Linked DNA regions of Mus musculus: all the other regions are linked to region 1. A link is a loop called in an ENCODE intact Hi-C map of the cell type or tissue named here. Cell type or tissue: gastrocnemius. All regions are shown on one strand.

Region 1 (4,000 bases):
TCTAGTGCACTTTCTTACTGCTGATCTTCTTCATAGGGAGTGTCCTGGGTTCCTTGCATGTAATTCCACACATAACCGTGAATTCTAAAAACATTCAAAAGCTTGCAAATGCATTATGCCAACAACAACAAAAACTTTATAAAAACTCACTGCAATTGTTAAGACTTAAAAAAAAAATTACTTTGAACCCAAAATATCCTAACTCACATTCACAGGTGATTTAGATCATGGAGTTTTTGTTTATCAAATACCATTCCTGATAAAATTCCCTGGAAAAATATTTTCTATCAATATTTTGGGGGTCTTAGGTTATTTTTAAAACTCTATGGAATTTTTAATTCCACATACAGCCCTTTTCACTACATCCTGAGCTATAGCGTCCATATAATAAATAACCAAATTCCATAGTATGTAAAGACGCAAAAAGCATTCCCAGCTTACTAAAGTCCCCCACCCCGTGACAGACATATGGCTAAAGCTAAAACTTCCTGATGAGTTATGCTTATTTTATTTCATTTAAAATGCATTGGTGTTTTGGACAAAATTATACAAACATTACAAAGCAGGAAGAACTTGGGCCCCGTTTTCTCCCCTTCCCCTCCCCCCGTGTAATTTTAGGGATCGTATCACAAACCAAATGGAGCAATCACTAAAACCCCACAGCAGGAAATCCCACCCTTTAGTGTGTAATTATATTACATTTGCAAAAATGACTGTTCTTTCTGAAACTTTCATATTTCGCATGATCTGAACTTTGCACTTTTCCCTTTATCTGGGGGCACGGTGTCATGGTGTACACATTTTTTTTTCCGTTGTTGTTGGTGGTTTGTTATTGTTTTTTAAATGTTCTTCACAACTCTTTTTAAACTCAACTCTAAGGGTGGCTGCACCAGTCCCCTTAAATTGGAGGCTGACAGCTCACGACTGACAGGGGCCCTGGAATGCCCGCTCCTCCCCAGTTGCGCTCGCAGGACTCCTGCAGGCAATCGACTTTTGTTAGAGCGTCCTCGAGTCCACATCCACGATCGCTGAAATCCTGCTCCGGGTTTTCGTGCAGCCCGCGTGATTGACACATGATATCACCGGGGGCGGGTCCCGGCGTGGAGGTGGAGGTGGCGGCGACGCTGAAATGCTGCGGAGCCCGCGCGCGAGTGCTCAGCACGCAGGGGTTTGCGGCGGCCCCGCAGCCAGAGCTCTGCGGGCTAAGGAGCGGCTGCGAGCGGCGTGCATGTGCCGGGAGGGCCGGCCCCAGGCTCTGCACTAGGTAAGAGCCTTCCCCTCCCGCCGAGGACCTGGCAAGATCAGGTGAGAATGGTGCTTTATTTTATTTTATTTTCGAGGAGCTGGACGTTTTCGGAGCTGGCTCTAGCTCTGTGCCCGGCGCTTTGCGGTCGGCCCTGCAGCGAGTTCCGTAGCCAGGCAGCGAGTTACGCGTGTGCGAACGCGGGCTGGCACCGCCGCGCACCCGCGTGTCTGTGCGCATTGTTGGGGACCGACCCGCCGGGCGCTCGTGCCAGACCTGACTTTTCCCGTCCCTGCGTGCGGGCTTGCCTCGCGCAGACGCGTCTCTCGGACGCGCTTTGGACTGCGGGGCATTCCGTGGGGGCAAAACGTGCACGGCCGTGTGTGTCCGGGGCTCGTGGCTGTCCATCTCGGCGAGCAGGACAGCGTCCCGGGCTGGCAAGGGACTCACGTGTTTCTGTCTCTGCTCGTCTGCAGCCGGCGTGGCGACTGCGGGGACGCGGACCTGCGGGGACCCGAGAGCCCGGGACGACGCCGGGCCGCGCGCCTGACGACCGGGACGGGACGGTGCTGTGGAGCGGGCGCCGCGCGCACCCGGCGGATGTCCCCGAGCCGCCCTCGGCCGCCGCCAACCGCGGAGAAGCGCCCCTGCCCGGGGGCCGCCGAGGCCGCAGCGCGGGCCATGCGCGCCCGGCCGCCCCGCCGCGCTTGATGCGGCGCGCGCTCCGCCCGCTCGGCGCCCCCGGCCGGCGCCGCGGAGGCCGAGGTGAGTGCGGGCGGCAGGTGCGGGCCGGGGCGGGCCGGGCGGTCCTGGCGGTCCTCGCGCAGCCCGTGCCAAGCGCGCGGCACCCGATGGCGCTGGGGACCCAGCGCCCGCCTGTGCTCGGAGCGCAGTGCCGCGGGACGCGGGGAGAGGGCGCTGCCTCCTCCCGCCCGCGAGCTGTTTTCATTCATAACTTTATCCGGCCGGACCTGCCGCGGCTCGGTGCCCCTGAGGTCTCGGCGTGGGGCCCAAGCGCCCGACGGTGCTACCCACACTGCTGTCCGCGGGTGCGCACCGGCTTCGCTCTGGACAGTTGCGGGGTGCCTAGGTGCTCCGCCTGAGCGAACTTGCTTGGGAATGCCCTGTAAAATGCAAATTAAAGCCGTGCCTAGGGGTTTCATAACTCAAACAAGCCGTGCCCACGTCTTCCTTTCTTGTGGATGAGACTTGGCATATTTAAAGTCTTCGTTATGGAGTTTTAAATTTTTAAAAAATAGATATGGCACAGGAGCAAGGATGGGCAGTTTTCTAGTGTCGTTTAGGGCTTCGGCACCACAACATGCTGTTATGGCCGTGCATCTCATGTGCGGAGAAGGTAGTTATAAGCTTAGAGGGGCCTCCAAAAAGCTAACACATATGTAGTCTGGGGACATTAGTTAGCATCCATAGTAAACCGACGTATTTGTTTTGATTTTCTTTGGATGCCAGAAAAGTGCAAAGGGGTGCCTTCTTGAATTAAGGTGCATCTGTGAGTTCGGAAGGCATTTGTGTAAAAAAATATCTTAGATACCTATTGCCCAGAAACAGAATCGAAAGAGTTTGGTCTGTCTCAGGAAGAATACGTTATAAATTGGAAGCTATTTCCTTTTGACATGGAAGTTGTGTTTGTTGTCTATCAGTGTATTTATTTTACTACAAAAAGCAGGTCAATTCAGGGCTTGTGAAAATCAAGGTCTGTCGTGCTAATAAATGAAGGGAATTAAATATAATGTAAAAAGACCAGGGCTCCTCTCCCTGCTTTAAAGGGCTGACACTTGTGCATAAGTTATCCTCGTTGTGTGGGGGAGCCTTGATTAACCTTTAAGGAAAGCTAAGTCCACACCGTCCGGGTTGTGTTCTTTGTGGCAGAGCACTCTTCATTCTTTGTAGCTTCCTTTGCTCGTCTCACAGATCTGTGTGATGAGCTAGCTTCAGACCCGGACTTCTGCTGAAAATGGCCTTTTGAGATTCCGAGTGAGCTTGGAATAGCCGGTGTTTTGGAAATTGCCTTGATTAATTTTCTCATTAATCTAAAGCTCGTAACAGCATATAAATGGCCGAGAGGCCACAGCACTAAAGCCATTCTTAATCTTTAAAAAGTAGCTGACATTTTCCTTACGTGAACTGCCAGTGAACTGACAGTGAACTCTGAGAACAGTTCCAGGGCTCACACTGAATTGCTCTTTCGAAGGCATATTTCATTTTAATTATTTGTTAGGTTTGCAAACAGGAAGACACGACTTCCTCTGCTTCTTAGAAGCTGGAGAGCAACTTCTAATTTTTAAGGCATGAGGTCTTTGCTGTCTTCCTGTGATATGGTCCTCTGCAATCTTTTTTTTGGAGTTGGACTCTGGCCAGGCTTCGGCATCATTGAAATCAGCCGATGAAGGGGATCATTACCAGGTGGCTTGGGGAATTTGTTACTTGACAGCAGCCCTTCTCCCCCAAATCCGCTTTCTGTCGCTTATTTTCTCTCTCACTCTTCTTTAGGATTTCAGATGCATGGCAGATTTCCGCTGACTGCTGGAACTGGAGATCACTCCACATGGATTCCCCAAGTCAGCATGGCAGCCACACTTCGCTAGTGGTGATTCAGCCACCGGCTGTGGAAGGCCGGCAGAGGTTAGACTATGACAGGGACACTCAGCCTGCTACGATTCTGTCCCTAGACCAGATCAAAGCCATCAGAGGCAGCAATGAATACACAGAGGGACCTTCGGTAGCGAGAAGACCTGC
Region 2 (4,000 bases), 190 kb after region 1:
AGACTCTAGCTCAAAAAAAGGTAAACAATAAAATGAAAAATTAGGACAGGGCTGTAGGCCAGGAGGTGTTCTTTCTGCTCCATCACATTAACTAAGATCATTGTCGTTAAGAGCAACAAAACCAATTCTGCTTGAAAATCAACCAATTACAGCCACTTCTGGTGTCCCTTAGCTGCTTAGAGGTGACAGGAGACTTGTCTCATTGAAATGAACAAAAGCAGGTTTTCTTTCTCCCCACTCGGCCTGGGGTGGAGCTCGAAGGACTGAGTTATAAAGTGGCTGTGGAGCTTTAGAGACAGGGCAGCCAGCAAGAGTGTGGGCTGGGCCAAGGGAGGAAGCACAAGGGGACAGCTTACAGAACTAAAACACCAGCTTCTTTGTTGAGCAAAAATATCAATAAATTGGCCATTTGTAGGTACCCAGTGTCCTCAGCAGTGGTGTCTATGGCAAGACTGAAGATGGATGAGCCATGTTTTCCTTGATTTTCATTGGAAACAGCAACCACTGAACACAGAAGTCATCCACCCTTCCATGGGTATGGGAGAGGACAATGTAAACTTTAGCATTTGGCACTTGGATATGTCTGGATTCTGAGAAGGTCACAGATTTATGTTGGATGTGTTTGCCCATCTGGTGGGAGTCTCAGAGGTCTTGGTGACTTTGAGTGATTGCTTCCTCTTACAAAGAAGTGATAATAAGTCATAGTTTACTCTTCTGGAACCTAAGGACAGGACCCAGTAGTCAGCTTTTCATAGCTAGTCAAAATGACTGAGGTAGATTAATAAAAAGAAAGAAAGATGTGTGTCTTAGGGATTTACTGCTGTGAACAGACACCATGACCAAGGCAACTCTTATAAGGACAACATTTAATTGGGGCTGGCTTACAGGTTCAGAGGTTCAGTCCATTATTATCAAGGCAGGAATATGACAGCATCCAGGCAGGCATGGCACAGGAGGAGCTGAGAGTTCTACATCTTCATCTGAAGGCTGCTAGCAGAATACTGACTTTCAGGCAGCTAGGATGAGGGTCTTAAAGCCCACACCCAGAGTGACACACCTACTCCAACAGGGCCATACCTTCTAATAGTGTCACTCTCTGGGCTGAGCATATATAAACCATCACAATGTGTTTGGTGGGTGGTTTCAGCCATAGTTGTATGACCCTGACTCTGGCCTGTGTTGAGAGGCAACAGTGATGGTGATATGGAGAGGGGATGCTTACCTCATGGTGGCCAAGAAAAGAGAGAGGGATGCAGGAGAGGAAGGAAGCTGAGACTGGGTTCTTAAAAATCCTACTCATAACCTAGCTTCCTTCCACTGGGTCCCACCTCCTACAGGTTCCACATACCAGGACATTAAAATGTGGGCCATTGGTGAGCATTTATGATCCAAACCATAATAGTATCTCAAAAAGGGCTTTTGAATGTAAGGAACTGGAACATCGAACACAAACTGTTTAACCTTCCCTATTGCCTTCTTCTCTGTGCCCTTTTTACTATGAGGGACTCAAGGATTCAGGCATGGCATCTAACATACCAAGGCTAGATAGCATGAGTTCACAGCTACAGGCTGACTGTCCTAGATACAATCGCCTACGACACCTGTAAAGATAGAAATCTATTACACACGGAGCAGAGAGGGAGGCCACTGCTGTTCTGACAGCAATGAGCAAAACGTACCCCTTGATCTCAGAGTCAGAGGATGACCAAGTGGCAGGTTTGCTGAGGGCCAGCAGCAGATTGTCCAGGCCAGCCACCAGTGGCTTCCAGAGTATAGTGTGATAGGAAGCTGGGTTTGCCATGGTTATAAGCTGGAAACAAGTGGCACTGTTGACTACATCTTGGGTGGCTTGGAATGTACACAATTCTAACCCAGGGGACACAGAGATTCCCTGAACACCCAGACATTTGGTTAGCAGCACCTTTCATCCGGTCGTGAGTCAGGAAGTCAGGCAGAAAAGAAAAACTATTAAGAACACTGAGCACACCAAGTAGTTTCCTTCATTTTCCATTTTATTTTGTAACACAGCTTTTCAGTGAGGAGCCAGGTGGAAGGCAGGAGGATAAAACTGAGCCTTCCCTGAAAATCTCTGACAGTGCAAAAGCTGCTATTAACCGTATTCAACTTTATTAAAATGTTTAACATTAAAGTAACAGTGGGTTTGATGTCAATGAGCAGCGCTGACAACCAGCATTATCTTCAGGTGACAGAAGTCTCTTCACAGAATCATGGGCTAACTTAAAAACAAGGACTACTTTTCTTTGGCCTCCTCCTGTTTGCTGAGCTGTGCCCTGTAGAACATCTGATACCCTCCTCAACACTTCCAGGGATCAAATGATTACCCCACTGAAGGATTAAGGGCCATCCTATCCCCTTGGCTTGGATATTGGAATTTTCATCCAAATGACCTTGGGTGTGTTGAGAAGGATCAGGTTTTAAACATCTCACCTTGAGAACTCCCTGGGGAAGGGCTTTCTTCCAGACCTCCAGCAGAGCTATAAACTGCCCAAGTTTATCTCATGTGGGATTAACCCTTGGGTAGGCACAACACAAGGACTTGAGGGGTCTTCTGTGACAGAATGGGGGAGAGAATAAAATAAAGATCGCTGTCTCTTCTGAGGCTCTGTATCAGCTGGACTAACTCTTTCTCCCTTTCTCATCCATCAACATGAAGGAAGGAATAAAGTTTGTCCCATCTGCTCTGTGTAATTTCAGTTTTCCTTTTTGAAATGGGGTCTCCAGTAGATCAGGCTGGCCTGGGACAAGGTAATGGAGGATGGCTTTGGCTTCCTGATCTTCCTGCCTGTATCTCCCAAATATGTGATGGCTTATTTTAAGGAGTCCCACTCACACAGGGAGACAAGAGAATACGTTTCTGAGACTGGATAAATTTCTGGGGTAGACTTAGCAGGAGGAAAGGAAGACAGAGTCACAGGTTGCTTCTCAGACAAAGATTCACTATGCAGCTCTGGTTGTTCTGGAACTCAGTATGTATACTAGGCTGTCGTGGAACTCACAGAGCTCTGCCCGCTCTGCTCCCACGTGCTGCACTACCTGGCTGCCTAGGAGTATTTTAAAACAACATCAACGATTGCTTCATAGGAACTAGAAATATCTGAAACCTGTGGTAGAATTTGACAGGAATTCCCTGTTGGCCAAAATTGGAAAGAAGTTCCACTGGCCTTTGTCCATACCCCAAAGGGTATGTTTCTTTATGCTTTGAAAATTTCCAGCAGCCATTTTCAGTTCTTTGTTTTGAGACAGGGTGATTCTATATAGCTCAGGACGACCTGGAACTTGTGGCGAGCCTCCTGCTTAAGCCTCCCTAGTCCCTCCGTTCCTGGAGTGTGCTCCCATGCCTGGCCACGTTGAGTTCTTAAGCCATATCACAGGGAGAGCTCTCTTTCCCATTGGTGGTTTTAGTATGAGGATCTTAAAGCTGACTGTGGTCAGGGTTCCTGTGGTGAAACTGGCTGGTGACATTCACAAGTGGTCACAGATATAGCCATAGGTTTCCATCTAGCCACTGCTGCCATGCATCCTGATAGCTACCTGCATGAGGATTAGCTTTATGCTAGACAATGATTTAGATTGTTGACAGATTATGTTTTTCTTATTTGGGAGACCAAACAGGTGAATAGCCCTCCAATGGCTGCTAATCTCAAAAAAAAAAAAAAAAAAAAAAAAAAAAACCTAGAACAGAGGAGATTTGGTGGCCAGCTGTTCAGTCATGTGTACCATCCAGCTAGAGAGAGGCTTTTGTTGGGTATGAGAGGGTAAGGAAAGGCAGTTATGGAGACAGGCAAAGGAAGGGGATTGGGGAATTGTCATGGCTTCCAGAATTCCTAAGTCAGCTACATGAAGCATCCTGTTCTTACATAGGAACAACTTGCCTTTTACTTGAGCTATGCTGGTTTATGTTACCCATGTAAGATATCTGAATAATTTGTGCTAATAATGTTAACTTTTTAAAAATAAAAACATTACCAAGAAAGAATAA
Region 3 (4,000 bases), 120 kb after region 1:
GCTCTCTCTCCTCTCTTTTACTCTCTGCATGTACACTTTCTTTCTCTTCCCCATCTCCTCTCTCTCCCTTCCTATGGCAACTTCCCTGGGGCCACAGAGTGTTCAATACAATCTAATGTGGCTTGAATTGGCTCATTTTACCAGCAGAGAATGTCATTTATGTTAAGAGAGCATGGTAGCTTGCAGCTATGTCGTGGGGAGGAACTTTAAAGAAAAAGTAAGGATGTCCAAAGAGCCAGAAAAAGCACCGTTAGGTTCTGGAGAACATTTTAAAAAATGACAGAAAAAAGAAAAAGGAAAAGATATGGCTCTCAGAGTCAGAAAGGTGGGCAGACCCATGGAGGTTTGTAAAGACTGCACTAGGGAACTCTGGGAAGGAAAACATATTATCTCATTAAAGGCTGATTATTCCACTCATCTAGCATGGCTTAAGGTGAGCCGACCTTCCTAGGGGTCCCTTAGCCAGGTCATTGGAGTAAAAACTGGTCTCCCTGTAACACCCAGTCATTGCTGCTGTGTCATTTACCCCGCCCTCCCAACTCTCCCCCACCACCCCCACCCGCCCCAGGAGGTGATCCTTCAATCATTCAGGAGATGGGGTGAAACTGGGGAATCGATAGAATCCTTTTTGTTTTTTCCATGAAAGCCTAGAGTCCTAAGTTGTAAGTCTGTCCACCAGAAAGTTCTCAGTGTCTGGCAGAAGTTCTGCTCTGCTCTCCACCTAGAGGACGAAGAGGAGGAGAATTAGGAAGAGGAGGAGGAGGGGGGGGGGAGGAGGAGGAGGAGGAGGAGGAGGAGGAGGAGGAGGAGGAGGAGGAGGAGGAGGAGGAGGAGGAGGAGGAGGAGGAAAACCAGACCCCCTCCACCATTCTGGCCAGAGAAACAAAGACGTGGTGGGAACTGCTGCTTTGGGGTCCCTGCCCCTCCTGCCAGTCCAGTTTCTTTCTCCTGTTCTCTTCTTATGTGCTTCCATTGTGATAATATGCTTATAATGTAGAGTCATCTGGCATTTATAGGGTCCAGGATGTGTTCTGGACACTCTACTACAGCATCCAGGTGTCGTCACTGTATCTCTTTATGGAGGAGACAAATGGCTTGAGACACACACTCTTGTCAGTGGCTTGAGGAAGCCCTTGTTGTTGCAATTTTCTGGACAGAAAAAAAGGGTCATTTTAAAGTCTCTTTTTCCTCCCCTGGGCTGGGAGTATACAAGCGGGAATCAGATTTTATTTTTAACCGAATAATAAAAAATATGCTCTCTAATTTTAAAATGGTTTTCTTTGGGAGGGAGATGGTTTGAGGTTGTATTTGTGAGGTATTTCTCCGAAGGGTCTGAAGGACTACTCTGGTTAATTCTGGATGTTTCCTCTTCCCATCTTTCTGTCTTCGGATCTCAGGACAGCCCCCATTAGCCTGTGTCTCTGGAAGGACTGAGTGGGGGGCAGGGTGTTGGGTCTCTGGGAAACTCATTTGCATACCTCTTGTTACAGAGGCGACCACATCCTGGTTAAGACAATGTACTGTCTGATAAACAGACCAAATCTCCGGCGGCGGCGCTGCTGGGCCTGCGCCAGTGTGTGGCCGCCTTTGATACAGGTGCTGTTTATTCTGCCTGGAAGTCCAAGGACGGGACAAACTGTTACAGGGCCTAGGGTCACAGCTTGTGCCCCAGTGAACCAGGTTTGGCAACCCGTCCTTAATACACCAACTGGAAAAGCCAAATTAATAACGAAAGCCAGAAAAAGGAGATTTATTCAACGTAGCTACACAGGGAAGAAGGACAGAAAGATCCAGTGCCACAGTTTCCTCAAATCCATCTTTGGAGTCCGTCCCGACAGGAGGATATGTTTTAAATAGAAAGCAAGAGACCCACAAATCTAAGTAGTCGGACCAAGGTGTGGTTGTCATTGTCTCTGCTCCAAGTCTCTCCTCTTTCTTAGGGAGACAAGCTTCCCTTGGCTGTCCATAGCTTCAGTATCCCCACCCCCGCAGGAGGAGACTCCTGGGACGCTGGGGCGACTCCTCTGGGTCCAATGGAAGGGACACAGGCAGGTGGTCACACAATCAGCCTCCTCCCTTCTCTGGCAGAGATTTCTTGTGCCAAAAAACGTTTCTTAATGTTGTGTTTACGGGGAAGCATTGGAATTCCCCACACATGCTGCCTGGGCTTGGTGAAGAAGTGATAAACAGAAAGGTTTGTCTTCTCTAGCTATAAATATCTTGGGGTTCAGGGAAATCAGGAAAGCACAGTGCAAGGGAGAAATACTAGTCAAGGTTTGCCAAGCTTTTGTTGATAAATATTTATTTTCACATCTGCTTTCTGCATGTCCTCGCTCCTCCTCTCTCCCTGTCCTACACACACACAGATAAGAGGAAAGGAAGTTTAAACAATTAGCTTCGGGCTGTAAGACTTGCTGCAGCTTCAGAGTCATCTGGATAAAGCAGACTGGAGAGATGACTCAGCCATGAAGAGAACCTCTTGCAGAGGACCAGGGTTCGGTTCCCAGCACCAACATGGTCTCTAACTCCATTTTCAGAGGATCCAATGCCTTCTTCTGACCTGTGAGGGAACGAGGCATACATCAGCTGCAGATAGATGCAGGGCAAACCCCAGGCCCATAAAAGAAAAATATGTTGTACTAAGGATCTGGGTAATCTCTTCTCCCTACTCTGAGATGCCATGCGTTTGTGGCAGTTAAGGTAAGAGATCCCTCAATTTCCTGTCCTGTTCAAAAGACATTCAAATCTAAATGTGATCAAAAATGTTACCAGTGCCTGTCACCACTGAAAGAAAGGGTTTCGGTGACTCACAGATTATTTTATCTTGTTCAGGCAATATTTTTCACAAACCTGCATTTCCTCCAGGGAACAGAGGTGCAGTTTCTTCCTGTCTGCACTTACAGTGACCCAGGGAACAGTCCAATCACCTGAGTCCGATTGTGCGGGAGCAGGGGGACCGCTGGGGCTGTCAGAACCTGCTGCCACTGAAGCTGCTGTGGAGGGCACCAATTCACATTCTAAAGGGCCACTGAGGACCTCTGAAAAGTCTCCTGACCTGTGGCTGCTGAGGATCAGTGATGGGACAGAAATGGAGCACTCTGGGACTTAGCTGCTAAGCTGTGGGAATGAGGGGATGTAAGGGTGAAGAGAGTTTAGCTATTGTCAGACTAAACTCTTCACCCCAAGGTGGTCCTAGTTGGCATTATGGGGGCATGTGACTTGTGAGCAGATCTGAGAATATTGACGAGCATTCAATTGGATATGAGATGTGGGGACACATTATATGAAAACCCCTTGCTTTCTCACCTAGGTCTTGCTTTGAGGAGGCTCTCAAGGGTCTCTTTCCTTCAGTGGGAGAGCCCTTCACATTTGGTGACAGCGTTGTATAAATAAAAGGAAAGGAAATCCATCAAATTATCTAAAAAAGGCTGACATCATTTGACAGACAGCAGCCTCTCTGTCAGAAAAGCAAATCCTGCATGTGTACCATGTATTGACTATCTGCGGAAGCTGGGGTCTGCAGCAGGACCATATACATTATCTGTCTCATGATACGAATCAAGTGGTGATGTTCTCCATCTACTCCAGAGACAGCTAGCAGACTGTCTTAGTTACTTTTCTGTTGCTGTAATGTGACCAAACACCATGACCAAGAAAACTTACAGACAGAAGAGTTCACTTGGGGCTCACAGTTCCAGAAGGTCAGAGTCCATTATCATTGTGGCAGGGAACATGGCGGCAGGCAGGCATGGTATAGGAGCAGCAGCCGAGAGCTTATAGTAGGTCCACAAATAGGAAGTAGAAAGAGTACACTGGGAATAATGGGAAGCAAGGCCACACCTCCTAATCCTTCCCAAACAGCCACCAGCTAGGAACCAACTTTCAAATGAAGAGACTCACCTGAAATACTGCACAATGATGGTTATCTGAACTCCATCCCTTACTACCTCATTGGAGGTTGTAGGTCTGCTTTAATCCAGTATCCTGGTGTGCTCTTTAC
Region 4 (4,000 bases), 200 kb after region 1:
GTAAGAAAGAGGAGCCTGCTGAAGGGAGAGATCTCCAGGGCTTCCAGACTACATAGACCAACTGAAGCAGACATGACAGGAGAGTTAGTAATGTGAAGAAGAGGAAAAAGTCCTTTGTTTACTTTGTGGAATGATCTCGTATCGCTGGGTTGAGGTACTGTTCTTGAGGGGCAGAGGCCATGTTCATGTGTGACAGTCTCTTGGGTTGGGAGTATGGAAAAGATCCTTCTCTACTTAATACACTCTTAGGGTCTCTCTACTTCTCTCTCTCTCTCTCTCTCTCTCTCTCTCTCTCTCTCTCTCTCTCTCTCTCTCTGGTGATTTAGAAGGAGGACAGAAAAGATAAACAGATGAATACAGCGTAGACCAGGAAGCTTTGCTGATGACTTCTGCCAATAGTTATTAAGAAGTACACACAACAGAAGCCATTTTTGATCTGGTATGGTATACATGAGTGTGTGTGCACACAAGCAAGTATGTATGTGTGCACATAACAAACATTGTTTGACCATGAATGATCTTCCACGATGCTATCTCTTCACACTGACACACACTCTTCTGTAAGCTGTTGCCTTTTGTCCTCAGTAAGTTTTTAGTGAGCCTAGACTGTTGGGTTGGATCCCACTTAACCATTCAAAGGCTTTGTACTTAAGCTGATATTTTAAAAAAAAAAGTTTTCCGAGGACACTGTGGCGGCGGTGGGAATGCTGTGTTTCGCACACACTCTGGCTGTTTGCGTGAATGTTAATCCTGCAGATGGACGAGATCTCCCAGGGTTCCAGACTGGATGAAAGAACAGAGACACATGGCCAGAGAGTAAATAACAAAGCGAGGAAGAGGAAAAAGCACTTCGTTTTCTTCTGCCTGGAAAATAAATATGCAGACGTTTAAAAATCAATGACAGATGTAGACTATTTTTACAGTTAATAGCCATGGAGATAGTTGAGAAAACAAATAAACAAACAGAACCAAATTGCATCTGGAAACATTTTCAGTGGAGGCCCAGTGAAGATGGAGTTGGATGATACATCCGGAGAGGAGCTGGGCGAGAATAGCTCTGAAGCTCAGGAGGAGATATTTTTGTTTTGCTGCGTGCCCAGAGAGAAGAAATAAAAAGCTAGTGTGAAGGCTGATACATGAATCCCCTGGCTTGGTGCTCCATCATACACAGCCTCTATTTATAGGACCATGAAGTGGCCATGAATCCTGGAGAGCTCTAGTATAGCAGTTTCCGGGGAATGGAAGAAGGAAGGAGTTGTCTTTTGAGAACATGTGTCATAGATTGTAAGTATCATTTTAGTTCATATCCAGAAGTTAGACAAACGGCTACAGCTGGCTTCAAAAACACTAGGAGGTAAGAGTGTTTCAGATGGCCCAATTCCTGACTAAACTCCCATTACTGTAGAAAATCACAGACCAGGCAGGAACGACTATTGGGTTTCAACCACAGATGACTCTCACTCCTGTCTCCCTGAAGCCTTGTAAGTCTATAATTTTCAGTCCAGTACGAGCACGTCTTCAATGGAACCTATTCTTCAGACTCACTTCCGAGTTGCACAAACACCTCTTAGTGCCACGGTTGCGGGTGCGAACTAAGGATGTTGGGAGAAGAGGAAAGCCAAGTGGATTTGAACTTGGCTGGCTTCACTGAAGTGCCACAGTTACACTGTGTGATCTCACCAGGACCCATGTGTCTCACAGTGAGAAATTCACAGTTGCAAAACAAACTCCCTCTGGCACTGGAACTTAGGGAGTGGAGGCCAGATTAATTTCAAACTTCGAAACGCTTGGGACCACAGTCCCTGCTTCATGGTCTCCTGAGGTTTGCTCTTTCTGGAGTTTTAATAGGTGTCTTTAGCCCAGCAGGGGAGACTTGGCAAACCTGAGGCAGACTCCTTCCAGAAGCTTCCTGATCCTCTGGACAGGGGCCAAATTTGTCAGTGGGAAATAATCTTTAGAGGTATCATGAACTAAACTGTTTTGCCATGCTCTGAGCACTGGCTCTCAGTAATGAAAACGTAGGCTTGCAAACAGGGCATGGAACTGTCTCTCGAAATGGTTAGCAGGTGGCAGCGCCTGAGGCAAGACTTTGTGGAGCTCTTTAGAAACCTTCAGTGGACTTAGGCACACTGGGAAAAAGTGAGTCAAGACAGAGGCATGCCCGAGCTCTCATAGGAACGTGTTGAGGTAATTTCCCCCTGTGATCCTGTCTGTGTGGTTAAACAGGAGGCTGCATCTTGAGTTGCCTGTAGAGATGACACTTTTAACAGACACTCTTCAATCTAAATAGTCCTTACATTAGGGGTCTTTCCTGTTCTTCAATTACTGTTTCTAGACGCTTTAAACATGATCTATAGGTTTCACTGACAGAGGTGTGTGTGTGTGTGTGTGTGTGTGTGTGTGTGTGTGACCCAGGGTGGAAGCAGGAAAGATGGACAGGAACACACAGGACACAGGTCACCTCAACCCTGCTGCAGAACAGGATTGAAGTACGTGGGCAGACTTGTTCCTGCCTTTACCTCAAAGACATGCAGCCACTTTCTGTTTGGCTCAGGACTTGCACTGTGACCTAAGGTTGTCGTCAGGTCTTCTTGTACATGGGAGACTGGGAAGACAGTGTTAGCTCTAAGATGTTAAGCAGTTTTCTGAGGGTTGAAAAGTTTGCCCTTCTCTTGTTGTGCAAGCTCCATCCCTTGGCCTTAGCAGCTACAGCTGTTAAGTCACTTTCCAGAGCCCTAACTCTCCATGACTGTTTTACAGCCTAGGATGGAGGAAAAAGAGACAAGCAACTAAGGACAGCACAGTGCCTCCTAAATGTTCCCTCACTGAGAAGAAACCCTGAAAAACAAGGCCACAAGAAAGTCACTGTTTCTGGGGACTACCTGCTCTACAGGATGTGAGCAGGGGCATGTGGGTACCTCAGATGCACTCTCTCCTCTTGGTCCTCTTGGTCCATGGCTTTCTCAGCAGTGCAGGGCTCTGCTGTCTGCACGTTTTCAGTGGACAAGGCTCATCTGGTCCTTACTCTGTGACCAGTTGCAGCTGAGCCCAGCTGGCTACAGCTGTGTGGGAGCTGTCTGAGAATGCCACTAGTCATGGAAGGTGTTTAATATTTGTAAGGGGAGTAAAAGGCTTGGTGCCAGGCTCAGCTAGCCACTGGAGCTTTCTATCTGCAATCTGCTGGTCACTGAGGGTCACTTGTGTGGAGTCATAGTGAAAGAAGACCATGCCCTACCGTGATGTGGCTACAGCTGGGCCTTGGTCCCCCAGAGATGAATGTGTGAACCGTTCTCACGGAGGCTTGTCATGACTTCTCCTGAGAGCCATCTCAGTAAGGCCCTCAGCTCTTCATTTATTTTGGAGTAAATTGTGGACAGGTTAGATAATGTGATTGATTGTGAGAGTTGTCTCTTGGTAAGGAATACTCCTCCTTATGGTGTGTGTGTGTGTGTGTGTGTGTGTGTGTGTGTGTGTGTGTGTGTGTGTGTGTAACTCTCACTGTATTATGTCTCTGGAGCAGCCTGAGATCAGGAAGAAGTGAGATACTCAGGGAAAAGGGCACAGGTTGGCAGGAATGGCTGAAGGATGTTTGGCTGAAGATAGATGAAGGGGGGGAGGTTGGTTCATGATGTTCACGCTTGTGTGTGTGTGTGTGTGTGTGTGTGTTTGTGTGTGTGTGCGTGTGTGTTTGTAGGTCAGAAGAGTGGGTTATCTCCTTCCATCATGTAGATCCTGGGAATTAAATTCAGGCTGTCAGTCTTGGTGCTGGTGCAGTTACCCATAGAGTCATCGCCAACCCTATTGTAACAAGTGTGTTATGCTTAATCCTGATTACAGCCGTGCCTGACTTCTGTGGATCAAAGACCAGGAAATCTATTGCCACAAGACTTGAGAAACTGGGAAACAAATTACCGTTTGAACTTACAATGTTTAATTACACCAAGTTTATCACCAAACTTCATTTACATGCTTGGTGAACACAGTCCATGACCTCTGGTAA
Region 5 (4,000 bases), 160 kb before region 1:
AATATTTGGAATTCTCCATATACTCTTTGGAGATCAGGTTTTTATGATCAGAGAGTAATTATTTTTTTAAAAAATTTAAAATTAGTTTGACTTTTTAAAACTAGTTTGTTTTCCTTTTTTGATCTAAGATGTGATCTCTCATTGAATGTTTCCTATGTCCTTTGAAAGAGTCTCTGTTTGGTGTGGTACCCTACCAAAGTCCTGTGGTGTTGGTTTTTTGGTTTTTGGTTTTTGTTTGTTTGTTTGTTTTTTGGGTCCACTACTTTCTGAGAGAAAACTGTAAAGTATGATTCTGGATTTATCTCTTTCCTTTTTTATTCTCATTAGTGTTGATTCATACTTGCTTCTTAGTTCCTACACATCCATAACATACTACATCCCCTCTGGACTCTGTATTCTAATTCTCTAGTTATTAACATAGTCACCCATGTTTTCTTTCTTGTTTTTGTGTATCACTTCTCAATATTTTGTATAGTTGTGTGTTGTTTTATGTTCTTCTTTACTACATCTCTTATTTTATTTCAGTTGACTTTTATATGCATGACATTTAATGACATCTTGTATCTTTTACAATCTAGTAATTGCGGTTTTATTTTCTTTTGGATGACTGGAATAACTTTATCTCCCCATTTTAATTTTTCAATTATTCTTTTTGTCGTGTGTGTGTTTTATCAATTATGTTCATGGTTGAGTTTTCAGGATCTACTTTGAATTAGGAATCTTCTCATTTGAAATAAAGCATAGAGACCTTAAAATCAACTAGGTCAAGAAAAGAGGAAGATAGCTAGGTGTGTTCTGTGTTCTTCAGTCTCCCTGCTCTGGTTTCATTAAGAACTGACATTTGTGTGGTTTCAGTTTCAGCCTATAGTATAGAACTACGTGGTAAATAACTTTAGATCCCTGTCTTCCTTCTGAAGATTTGTTTTTATTTCAGTGGGAGATTACTGTTATAGATAGGAAACTCAGGGACAAAGGTTTTGTTGCTCAGCTCATGCATCAAAAATGTGTAAGATCTAGGTTTTGTACTCTGTCTTCAGGATGTAACACATTTGAGGAAATCTTTTTGTCAACTGCCCTTACTTTCTGCTTTTCAGATTGACTCTGATGTTAGCTTCTATTGTTGGAAATGTTAATACTACATGATCTTGTAGATTTTGCTGTTAGAAATCTGGTTTCCTTTCTCTTCACGTGGAGCTCCACAACAGAAAAGAATGTTAATGATCCTTTAAATGATTGCTATATGATTATGATCTAGTCTGTTTTGTCATAACTTATTTAGAGGATGATTCGGGTTGAGGGACCATACCTTTCCTATATTGCAGTGTTACCATACACTTTATGAATAGCCAGTCTTCATTTTTGTGACCATTTATTGACATGGTCCTAAAGAACAAGAAATGTTCACTTTTTATTTAGACCCCTTCTTAGTGTAAACCCCCTATCATGTAAACAGCCAACCTAATTATGAACAATATAGCTTTCTACAGCACAGCGTAACCTAGTTTGCCTTTTCTTATATAGATTGCCTGTACTAGAAATGGGTTTTCAGTCATTTGAAGCCAGATTCTGATTTTAATTTGGTCTTTTTGTGAGAAGAGGACTTCTGTCTATAAAACGAGAATAGCTCCTTGGCAAGTGTTTGAGAATGCAAGGGAAAAGTTCATGTAAATCAAAGTGCATCCTTTTATGGATTCTCTCTCTATGAGGGGAAAAGGGAATGAAAATATAATGGATAAATACCATTATATTTATTAAAATTTTAAATTGTACTTTTAATTATCTTAAGTTTCGCTTTCACTTTCAGTTGTACTATTGAATATGTGTTAGTGTGCATAATACATCAGCTATTTCACAGCAATCATTGCATTAAATTATCATAAATAGTCCTTTGAGACCCGTTAGCACCTTTTTCTTTCACGGTGTGATAGTTATTGCCGAGCTGCTCAGACTGCCTGGCATCTGGAATTTCGTGTGGTTGGTGTTTACATGGTCTCTCTTCATATCGGGAGTCCAGTTTCATTTGAATTTTTTTATTTGGGGAAGTGCGTCTTCAGTGGATTGCTTCTTCTGATCACCTTAACTTTATGAGGAACTTTTTAATCAGTCTGTGTTGATACAAGTCTGCTTTGGTTGACTAGTCTGGAAAGTATTTAGCTAGAAACAAGGAAGACTGAAAATTGAAGAAGCCCCATTCATTGTCCACTTCACCCCACCTTGCTAGCACCATACTGATTTAGCAACAAAATGGTTGTTTTCCTCTCCCATTCCTGCCTTTTCCTTTGTCATATATGATTTGTTTTATATCCATATATTTACTACACAATCTATAATTGAAATTCCATCTCTAGCTTCTGTCTATTCAAGTTGTTTGCCAGTATCTATATTATAGCACTGTAGAGCTGTGTGGATATGGCAAGTTCAAAATAAACACAATTGGGACCTAAAGGTTTTCTTCTTTTTAGAACTGGTTCCCATTTTTGAAATATTAGTATCATTATAAGTCCTTAGTGAAGCTTGTATCCTCTATTGGTACTAGTACCTCACTCAGTTGGTGCTGTGCTTAGAGTAACAACAAGAATTTAAAGAAGGCATGGTTGTTGTGTGGGAAATGAGGAAGTGTTAACAAGTGTGAGTTTTGTGAGAATAATGGAAGCATGTACAGGAGAATCTAGTGCCTTGAATATTGCAGAGGATGATGCAAGCCCAAAAAGATTGAACCATTTCAAAAGTAGAGAAGAAAATAAGATACTGAGTCTAAAGTTTGGCTCTAGCCAGATCTATGGGTAAGTTTCTCCTTTTTGATCTTTAATTTGAGAGCACATTTAAAAGCTAAATGGTTTTTCTCCCTTCAGGTAGTTCAGAAAGTTGAATCTCACCAAAAATTGTATACTACTGTTTTATAGGGCTATATTTTCTTTTTCTAACTTTCATTCAAGCTTTTATAAATGACAAACAAATCAATGCATTTATAGTTTGGAAAGAGGATATCTTCATAATTGTTTAGCTCACTATTTGTTTACTTTTTTACATTTTCTTTCAAATGGATAGGTTTGTCTTGGCCAGCAAAGCTTAAGTAAATAGTATGATTGAGTTTGTTTACCTATTAACACTGTGTAGCACTGTGGTAGTGACTGCCTTCCCTGGCATTGTTCTGAGCCTAGGTTACAGTTAAGTACTATATTCTGCCCTGCATGCCTGCAAGAAAGCCAGTATGTGAAGTTATGCCCACATTACCAATAGAGGAAATGAGAGTATTAGGTTCAGGGTCCAGAAAGAAGTAACATCTTCGAAATGTTAATGGGCAATAACTTTGAGCCTGAAAGTTTATCTAACTACCCTGTAAGTTAAATAGAAGCGAACAATGAGGGGTGGGGGAGAGGGAGAGAGAGCACACATGCAAGCGTTCGAGCTAACTAGCTCTCTGAGCAGGTATCCTAGCAAGAAGAGGGATATGTTCAGGGGATCCATATGAATAGTAATAGGAAGTAAACATTTAGTAGTGTGTACATTGTCTTAACTAAACAGTAGGTTTTGGCAACTAAATGCCTCATCGTTCTAAAGCAGCAGTTCTTAGTCTATAGGCCTTTACTCCTTTGGGGTTGCATATAAAAAATTTATATTATGCTTCATAACAGCAAAACTACAATTATGAAGTAACATTAAAATAATTTCATGGTAGGAGTCACCACAACATGAAGAACTGTATTAAAGGGTTACAACATTAGGAAGGTTGAGAACCACTGATGGAGTATAAAAACTAGGGAGTTGTTGAGTTGTGATTTTAACTTCAGTGGAACAAAAGAGTAAAAGGTTGGTTAGAGACTAGAAATAATGAAACTTAGGACTGTGTCAGGGGAAATACATAGTGTACTTTAGATACTGATAGCAAAAATATGTAGTTACAGAATTCAAAGTACGCTGATTCTTTCATAGCAGATATCAGGCAAATCAAAAGGGCCCTAATAAAGTGGGAAAAGAAAAGAATAAAGAACATTGGTTA
Region 6 (4,000 bases), 290 kb after region 1:
TCTTTTGGACATCTTGAGTTGTCCTTGTATTCCTGGAATGAAGCTTACTTGGTATCAGTGAATAATCTTTTAGATATGTAGATGAATTCACTTTGAAAGTATTTGAGAGTTTCTGCATCTATGACTAAGAGGGAGATTTCTCCTGTGATTCTCCTCTCCTTCCCACCACGCTTCCCTCCTTCCCCCTCCTTCCTCTTTTTCTTTCCTTTCTTCAATCTCTAGCCCCAACCCACCATTTTATCCCTATCTAGTTTTGGTCCCAAGGTAAAGTTACCTTCATAAAATGAGTTTGGTAATGTTCTTTCTGTTTCTAGTTTAAGCAGTAGCTTGAGAAACAGTGGTGAATCCATCTGGGCCTGATGTGTGTGTGTGTGTGTGTGTGTGTGTGTGTGTGTGTGTGTGTGTGTGTGTGTATAAACTTGGGAGACCTTTTCTTATTGCTTCAGTTTCGCTTGCTACTTAACTGTTCAGGTTACTTATAGTCCCTTGGTTTTACTGTAGTAGGTCATATGTGTCTAAGAGTTTTTCCATTTCTTCTGGATTTTTCCAATTGATCAGAAAGTACATGTGATGTCTAATCAATGTTCACTTGACTGGATCTGGAACCAGCTAAGAGACAGTCCTCTGTGTGGGTCTCTGAGGGAATTTCCTGGAAGGGGTAACCGAGATGAGAGGAGGTTTCCTCTGAGTGGAGCCTTTAGGTGCCTGTCTACCTTCTTTCCATGCTGAGAGCTCCTGCCCTGGCTCTGTCATAGCTGCCACTATCCTTTGCTGGCGTCAGAACCAGCTTCTTTGGTCTCTAACATGGACTAAAGAGCCATGGCTTCCCAGGAACCCTTCATGCAGTCAGTGCCAGATTGATACTCCTGGGGCATCCAGCCTTGTGGAGAGAGCATACTGTGTGAGCCAATCTAATATATCCCTTTTGTAATATCTACACATTCCATTAGGCTCCTTCTTTAGGGAAACTTGACTAATGTGATATGTTTTTAAAATATGTCACATTGACCCTCTGAGATTCCATCAATGTCTACTACAATCTCTCTTTTCCTTTCTAATTTTAATATTTTGCATCATCTCTCTCTTTTAGTTGGTTTAGATCTTCTGATTATCCACCCATCCATCACCATCCTAGAGACAAGACATGTCACTGTCATTATGGAAGGAACTGCACCTGGCCTTTTCTAGAATGTTTGGTGTAATTTTGAATAGCAGACACAGACTTAGAATAGACGTTCAGATGCCAGAAACCCTGACAGACAGAACACCACACTACAGGTTGCTCTCTCTGACTTGCACGTTGTGTAACTTCCTCCCTTCGGCAACACATTGATTCTCTGGCTGTAAATACTGCCTTCGACACAAGGTTAAAGCCGTGTGCTTGCAGCTTGGAGAGAGCAGAGGAGATAATGTCAACTTTAATTCCTGTGTTTTTCCAAACACAAAGATTAGGCCAAAGGTCACAAGTGGAAATGAAATAAAAATGGAAAACAGATGTTAGGAAGCCCACTGGTAATGGAAACACAAGAGGCAATGAAAGTTACTGAAAGGAAAACACAGCTAAAAACATGCACACAACCCAGAGAGCAGGGTCTCAGGGAGGTTTTGTTTTCATAACGATGTGTTTTAAAAAGCCCGACTTTTTAATATTTCCTACAGTGATTTAATTTCTTATACTTTTTTCCTTCCCTATCTAGAGGCAGAATTCAGCAGATGGCAGAAACCACCCTCTCCAATACCCTGAATAGTCAATGTACCCCAAGTATGCACACTGTCACAACCGGAGGTCAGTTGAAAGGGGACGTTTGTCTTCCAATTGGCAGGTTGCCACTTTCAAAGGTGCATCCATTCTTAAGCCAGCTTCCTGTTCAGCTCTGGGCCTGAGACCTGGGCGTCATCAGGGACAAGTCTGTTCTGGGAGAACAGCTGCTGGGGTGGAATTTCATTTAGATTACAATGCACGTCACAATTGTAGTTCTCTCTCTCTCTCTCTCTCTCTCTCTCTCTCTCTCTCTCTCTCTCTCTCTCTCTCTCTCTCTCCCTCTCTCTCTCTCTCTCTCTGTATTTAAAAGGAAGCTCTGTATTTTGGTGTGTGCTGACTTTTATAGTTGATCTCCAGCCAATAAAAAGAGGAAGATGTTAGAAAGTCAGTGGAAATACCTAACTCTATGTATGATATTTTGGAATGCTATAAACAAATACGCATCGGACATCTAGAAAGTACCCTGAGGCTTTTGCCTGTGTTATCTTTTAAAAAGTCAGACGAGTCATAAAACAAAAACAAAACCACATTGTAACATGGCTGAGAAAGTTCTAGCATTTAAAGTAAAACCAGAAAAGAAAGACAATTAAACACACACATCCCCCAGCTTGTCCTCCTACCCACAGGCTCCTAGGGAGCCTTCCTGGGGCTGCTGTGCGTCTTTCTGGCTAATATCGACCAACTGACTGAGGACGGCAAAGGGGAACTGGCACACCTTGGCGGCAGGTATGTAATTAAGAGGAGGTAATTAAGGATCATTGCTGGGTGCGCTGACAGCGGGCATGTAATTACGAAGGAAGAAGAATCAGAACAGGAGCCAGGACGTGAATGCCAAAGTATGCTCAGAAACCTGGACCCTAAAATCACTTCCTCTGTGGGAGGCAGGTCATTTCAGTCCTGTGCTTTAAGAGCTGTGCTGGCATGGACCAAGGATGAGCCCAGAAACGTTTGTGTCCGGCCTCGGCAGCCTTAGCAAATCATCTCGTCTTTTCATTGCTCATCCCTCCCTCCCAGACACGGTCCAAGACATTCCATTTTTATGTGCGTTTGTATTTTCTCAGGAACAGACACATTAACAGGATGGGTTTAACCATAGTTCAGTTTATTTACGATCCTCTGGTTAAATGTTAATAGCCTCAAGTCAAGGATCTAACGCAAGAATTTGGAGCCGGGGATTTTGCAGGCTGTATTTAGTGACCACTCAACAGCATTAATATCCAGCTGTTTATTTTATTTTGTTTTATTTCAAATCACACATGTGGAGGGGGTTGGGAGGTACATGCCCATGAGTGTAGGTGCCCAGTGGAGCCCAGAAGCTCATGTCAGTTTCCCTGAAGCTGGAATTACAGGTGGCTGTGAGATGCTTGACATGAGTCATGGCAACTGAAATCAGGTCCCCTTCGAGATCCGGAAGGATTCTTAACCACTGAGCCATCTCTCTAGCCTCTCTCCGGGTTATTGAATACTAGGCACCATTCTAAGGACTGCTGATGAGCTAATAATCCCTTTAATCCTTATGAGACCGATGCCTGGCAGTTTCTGTCAGTAGCATCCCCCTTCTTAAAGCGAACTTCTAGGCAGGGTAACATCACAGAATTTGCCCAAGGTCACATGTCTGATGAGTGGCTGAGTAGGGACTGACTCCTAAGTGTACTCTCCTGGCCACCATACTGTTTCTTTATCTTTTCACAGTTTCCATGAAAGTCCTTTTTTGACTATTTCCTACTGGGGGTCAAACTTGTTAGATTAGATTATTAGACTATTATTGCATGTCTATATGAGGGATGGAATTCCCCCCACCCCCAACTTCCTAAGTCATCTTAATGCACTGGATAAAGAGCTTGAGCTGCCACACACGCCATCTATTGTATGTTTGTGTGTGTGTGTGTGTGTGTGTGTGTGTGTGTGTGTGTGCTTGTGTGTTCCTTGTCAAGTCTTTCTGCTGGAGTATGGATAACCTATTGTCTCAAGTCATAGCCAAGCTCTGATGAGGTAGAATTCAAACTCTAATGTAAAAGTCAAGCGCTGATCGAAGATGCCTAACAAAGTTAGCATCTGCATCCTAGGAGTTAATGCATTCCGAGGGGGGAGGGGATGGGAAGCTCAGGGAGACTGGGAAACTCAGCTAAGGAGAAGCCAAGAGTCAGCACAGCATGAAGCAAAAACAAGCAAACAAACGAAGCGACACACCCCTGCATCCTCTCCACAGAGCCTGCAAAGCCAGAAGTTCACCGCACA
Region 7 (4,000 bases), 310 kb after region 1:
ACATTTTCAGGATATTCTTCATCATGACGGAGAAGGCATGGCGTCTCCAGGTTGTGACTGCAGGAGGGTGAAGCTGTTTACTCTGATCTCTGCACACCATGAAATAGAAATCGGGCAGGAAATGGTGCCTTGTTATAACTTTCAAAATCCCCCCCTCCGTGACCCAATTAATTTAGCAAGACTCTACCTCTAAAGGTTCTACAACTTCCGCCATAGCCATCAGCTGGGGGCCAAATGTTTAAACACACAAGTCATTGGGGGCATTTTACATTCAAATCATGGTTCTCTGACAAGCTCTGAGGGCTCCAGGCACAGGAAGGAAGCCATGGAAACTGGAGACAGCTATTATGTAGTATTAAAGTGAAAGATAGGACTGCAGAAATAAGAGATGGGAATCAACATTAGATAATACTGTCCAAAGCTCTCTCAGAAATACTGTGAGATTAATGGTGTGTTCCCTGAAGTGGCTGAGTTGCCTGTAAATAAAGCTCCTTTTGACCGGGGTTTGATATCTTGCTTCTTTTGGGTCATGGTGCTGCTGTTTTCCATTGGGGTGAGATCTGTGCTAGTGCCTCACAGCCTGGTGTGTGAGAGAGGACTCTGGTTGGGTATAACCTGAGCAACCTCTGGGAAAGCCCTCCCCAGCAGCCATGTGGGAAGCCATGTCTGATGGGCTGATTGGTAGAATGGGAAGAGAGTCGAGCCAGAGAATGTATCTGAGTGAAGCAATAAGTTGAGGAATCCCACATTCAAAAACAGATGAGCTGACTACAATAGAAATAGCCACTCTGTCTTGACAGGCTTTATTGATGGTCTGCTAATATTTTGAAAGGGCTCCTGAGGCTAACACGATATATTTTCTCTTATATTGAGCAATACTTACTGATTGAGATTTCCTAAAGAACCAAGCTGTGGCTGTTTTATATAGAGGTTGAAAGCCAATGTTGGCTGTAAGCAAAATTTACGATGTCCGTTAATTAGCACTTCCAGGCACAATCAACACAGGTAAATTTGTAGCCAGATAAACAATGAAGGCTTTAGTTTGTTTGTTTAGCCTGCGTGTGTCCTGTGTAATATTTGGAACACACCTGAGCTAGAAAATGCAGCTGTCTTTTTAAAGTTCCGTGTAACTGGGTACCCTGTAGTTTATGTACTGAGACTGTTGGTCTTAAGCACTGCCTTTGTGCCATCCTGCTTCTTTATGCTATGCCACTGAAGCTCCTTCTAATAATAGTCAATTTCTCAACTCTATTAAGTCAGACTGACTTTGTGATTTTTTTTGACCCATAAGACACAGCCAAAGAGACATTGTGCAAATCAAGGCATGCAGGCTAGGCTACTATGTGACTCCCATCTTTGCTCTCCTGGAACCCTACAGCTATGTGTGTCAAAGGCTGGGACTCAGTTGCCAAGAGGAGCCACATGGAAAGAGGAGGCCCCATTCTGATTACAAGAGGCCATTGCTGATCCAGAGCTCTTGGGAACCTCCAAATGTTCATGACTTTTCAAATGAACTAGTTGAAGGAGCCAGCCAGCCAATGCACAGATTGCTGGTAGAGATGACTTACTGGAGTTGGAACCTATTCTACTTTGAGTTAGTTTTCTGCACAGCAGTAGATAGCTGATATAGTCCCACTCAGGACAAGCCTAAAAAAATCTTAATACTGGTATCAAGTATGGTTTGTCTCCAACAGGATGGGTAGACTAACAGACACTCTCAACACAAAACACAGGCAGGCCATATAAAACATTTAAGAACATAGTTATACCATATAAACAGGTTTGTATTGATAAAAGAAGGAAAATAACTAGAATTCAAGAATAGAAGTGAAGGAACAATCTAGAGGTCCAAGAATGCAGGGACCGGAAGTCATGACCAGGTGACAGGAAAGAGTGAAGGCCAGAAGGAGACAGCTGTATTTCTTCTTGTTCAGGCCCGCTCTTAAAATCTGTTAAAACTCATATGGAGATCCACAAAGCATGGTCTGGAGACTGACAGATTTTATCTAAAAATCAGTGTTATAGGCCAGGCACTAATTCCACTCAGGTCCCACAGTGCCCTCCTCAGGTCTACCCTGGGAATCCGGAGGCTCAAAAATGACTTCTGCCTCCAACCAGCCCTTCCTTCTCATACAATACTGCCTTTCTGAACTCAAACAGGGGAGGCTAAGACCAGTCTGGGTCAAAGCCATGACAGACATTGAGTGGATTAAGCACCTTTTCTAGGCTATTCACTTGTCCCATCTTTCCCAGGCTATACTCAAATGCAGGCAAAGCCATACCTATTCCTGAGGATGAGGAGGAATGGACAGATATTCTTAGGTAGCCCTTGATACCTAAACATGGTTAGTAGTACTTATAGAACATAAATCCCAAGTTAACTGAGCATAGATAGACTCACGATATGCCAGGTTTTAAATCACCATGACTGAGTTGCTTTCTGATGGTGTATTAGCTAGTTTTCTTGCTGCTTTGACAGATTTTCTGACAGAAGCAACTCATGTGAGAGAAACATTATTCAAGCCTATAGTATCAGAGGTTCTCACCTATCACAGTGGGGAAAGAATCAGCCAGCCCTTGGAGACAGTGGCTGCTCCTGTCTCATGCTAAAGATAGGAAGGAGAAAGCTCAAGGCCAGAATCAGGGCTGACTATAACCTCAAAGGCTCATCCCTAGACACCCACTTCCATTAGTAAGATCCTAAAGTCTCTAAACACACGAGAAACAAGAGTTTGAAACATGAGTCTGTGGGAGACATTTTAAATTCAAGCCAGAGCATCCTGGCCCTGAACATAATAGTCTCAGAACTATCTCATAATGCAAAATACATTCTAACTTCAAAAGTCCCTAGAATCTTAACAGTTTTAGTTCAAAGTCTCTTCTTAGACTCAAGGCAAATTCTTTGCTGTAAGCCCTATCTGATCAGGGGCTGCGCATTACATACTACCAGTATATAATAACAGGGTAAATACCCTCACCCGTAAAGTAAGGAATGGGGGCACCAGAGGAAAATGGAGTCAATGCAAGATGAAACCCAGCAGGACCATAGCTACAAAGGTCTACATCTTTGTGTTTGGCATCTGGAACATCTGGAGGCATGATGTGAGATTGGACAGCCCCACCTCTACATCCCTGCCATTTGTGGCCCATGTGTCCTCTCTCTGGGCTCATTTCCACTTGGTTTTATCATCTTTCCTCAGAAAATGCTCCATGTTGCTGGCATCCAACATCTTGTGGTCTCAGTTTCAACTTAGACTTCATCCTTAAAGCTTTCTGGATTGTCTCATGGGACCTCTCTATGGAGAATTGACCTTATACTTCTCACCTTCACAGGCTTCTGCTGAAATCTTGGCACAAGGTCCCCTAACCTCATGATTTTTGTATTCTGCAGGTATGCAAAACACTATGTGGGGGATAATTCAAATGTAGCTGGGTCTCCCTAGGAACCTAGGGCTCTGTTTGAATGGTGTGTTCCTATTCTTTTAGACAGTGTCTTCTTAAGTGTTTGAATTTTTTACATCCTAGAACCACTTGTGGGTGGGGTGTTCTTCATTATTGCTTCTGCAGTACAACATCCTCAATTTCTCCCTAATGTCCTGATCTCTAATGATTTTAGCATTTTGCCTCATTGGCATCACCCTGTCTGTAGCATGTTTAGTATGCTCATATTCCCTTCTCCACCAAATTACAATTCTATTTCTTTCCACTCTGTTTTTCTTCTCTGTCACCATAAAACTGACAAAATCCAGTCACCAATAACTTTGGAACTGGCTAACTGTCCTGCTGTTTTGAAATTTCTCCTGTGAAATGATTTAGTCCATTATTTCTGAATGTTCCTTCAGCATTTCAAGACACAGATAAAACATAGATTGCTGGTCAGAATGTAGCATGGTTAGCCTCTAGTCTAACTCCTTACAGAGTCTTTGTTCCCACCTGAAACCTCATGAACACAGTGTTATGTCTACATTTCTGCCAGGATCTGCTCTTCCATATTGACCTG

Evidence for each region. Peaks named below come from ENCODE experiments on the same cell type or tissue, not always from the same donor. Only the 100,000 strongest peaks of a DNase experiment are listed, where the experiment ranks them.
Region 2: a loop joins it to region 1, with 4 times the contacts of the local background. A loop is called at or near these places in 4 of 42 quality-filtered maps.
Region 3: it touches region 1 in a loop (2.5-fold over the local background); 14 of 42 quality-filtered maps call a loop at or near these places.
Region 4: a loop joins it to region 1, with 7 times the contacts of the local background. A loop is called at or near these places in 4 of 42 quality-filtered maps.
Region 5: it touches region 1 in a loop (3-fold over the local background); 16 of 42 quality-filtered maps call a loop at or near these places.
Region 6: a loop joins it to region 1, with 2.7 times the contacts of the local background. A loop is called at or near these places in 6 of 42 quality-filtered maps.
Region 7: a loop joins it to region 1, with 5 times the contacts of the local background. A loop is called at or near these places in 17 of 42 quality-filtered maps.

The regions. Positions count from the first base shown.
Region 1 is chr3:37,638,801-37,642,800 of GRCm38, forward strand. Spry1 (sprouty RTK signaling antagonist 1) reads left to right here and starts at 1,147. Exons shown (of 3, transcript NM_011896.3): 1 at 1,147-1,305; 2 at 1,720-2,008; 3 at 3,755-4,000. The coding sequence starts at 3,810. In gastrocnemius, CTCF peaks have their summits at 981 and 2,175; DNase peaks (open chromatin) are centred at 1,074, 1,484, 1,749, 2,175 and 1 more place; H3K4me3 peaks cover 3,484 bases; H3K27ac peaks cover 3,263 bases.
Region 2 is chr3:37,830,180-37,834,179 of GRCm38, forward strand. The region is part of intron 2 of 4930556A17Rik (a long non-coding RNA gene); the gene reads left to right. Among named protein-coding and RNA genes, the nearest start is that of 4930556A17Rik, 4.0 kb to the left of the region's middle. In gastrocnemius, no CTCF peak of the experiment used is centred here; no DNase peak of the experiment used is centred here; H3K27ac peaks cover 2,665 bases.
Region 3 is chr3:37,756,760-37,760,759 of GRCm38, forward strand. All of the region lies in intron 1 of Gm42210 (a long non-coding RNA gene), which reads left to right. Among named protein-coding and RNA genes, the nearest start is that of Gm42210, 5.6 kb to the left of the region's middle. In gastrocnemius, no CTCF peak of the experiment used is centred here; a DNase peak (open chromatin) is centred at 1,548; H3K4me3 peaks cover 1,033 bases; H3K27ac peaks cover 2,398 bases.
Region 4 is chr3:37,843,778-37,847,777 of GRCm38, forward strand. The region is part of intron 2 of 4930556A17Rik (a long non-coding RNA gene); the gene reads left to right. Among named protein-coding and RNA genes, the nearest start is that of 4930556A17Rik, 18 kb to the left of the region's middle. In gastrocnemius, no CTCF peak of the experiment used is centred here; a DNase peak (open chromatin) is centred at 1,909; H3K4me3 peaks cover 1,391 bases; H3K27ac peaks cover 3,654 bases.
Region 5 is chr3:37,475,791-37,479,790 of GRCm38, forward strand. The region is part of intron 14 of Spata5 (spermatogenesis associated 5); the gene reads left to right. Among named protein-coding and RNA genes, the nearest start is that of Spata5, 58 kb to the left of the region's middle. In gastrocnemius, no CTCF peak of the experiment used is centred here; no DNase peak of the experiment used is centred here; H3K4me3 peaks cover 1,062 bases; H3K27ac peaks cover 1,213 bases.
Region 6 is chr3:37,933,659-37,937,658 of GRCm38, forward strand. Gm20755 (predicted gene, 20755) reads left to right here. Exons shown (of 4, transcript NR_040559.1): 2 at 1,698-1,786. Among named protein-coding and RNA genes, the nearest start is that of Gm20755, 37 kb to the left of the region's middle. In gastrocnemius, no CTCF peak of the experiment used is centred here; DNase peaks (open chromatin) are centred at 1,840 and 2,582; H3K4me3 peaks cover 391 bases; H3K27ac peaks cover 3,880 bases.
Region 7 is chr3:37,951,046-37,955,045 of GRCm38, forward strand. All of the region lies in intron 2 of Gm20755 (predicted gene, 20755), which reads left to right. Among named protein-coding and RNA genes, the nearest start is that of Gm22899, 42 kb to the right of the region's middle. In gastrocnemius, a CTCF peak has its summit at 2,060 (motif pointing left); a DNase peak (open chromatin) is centred at 2,063.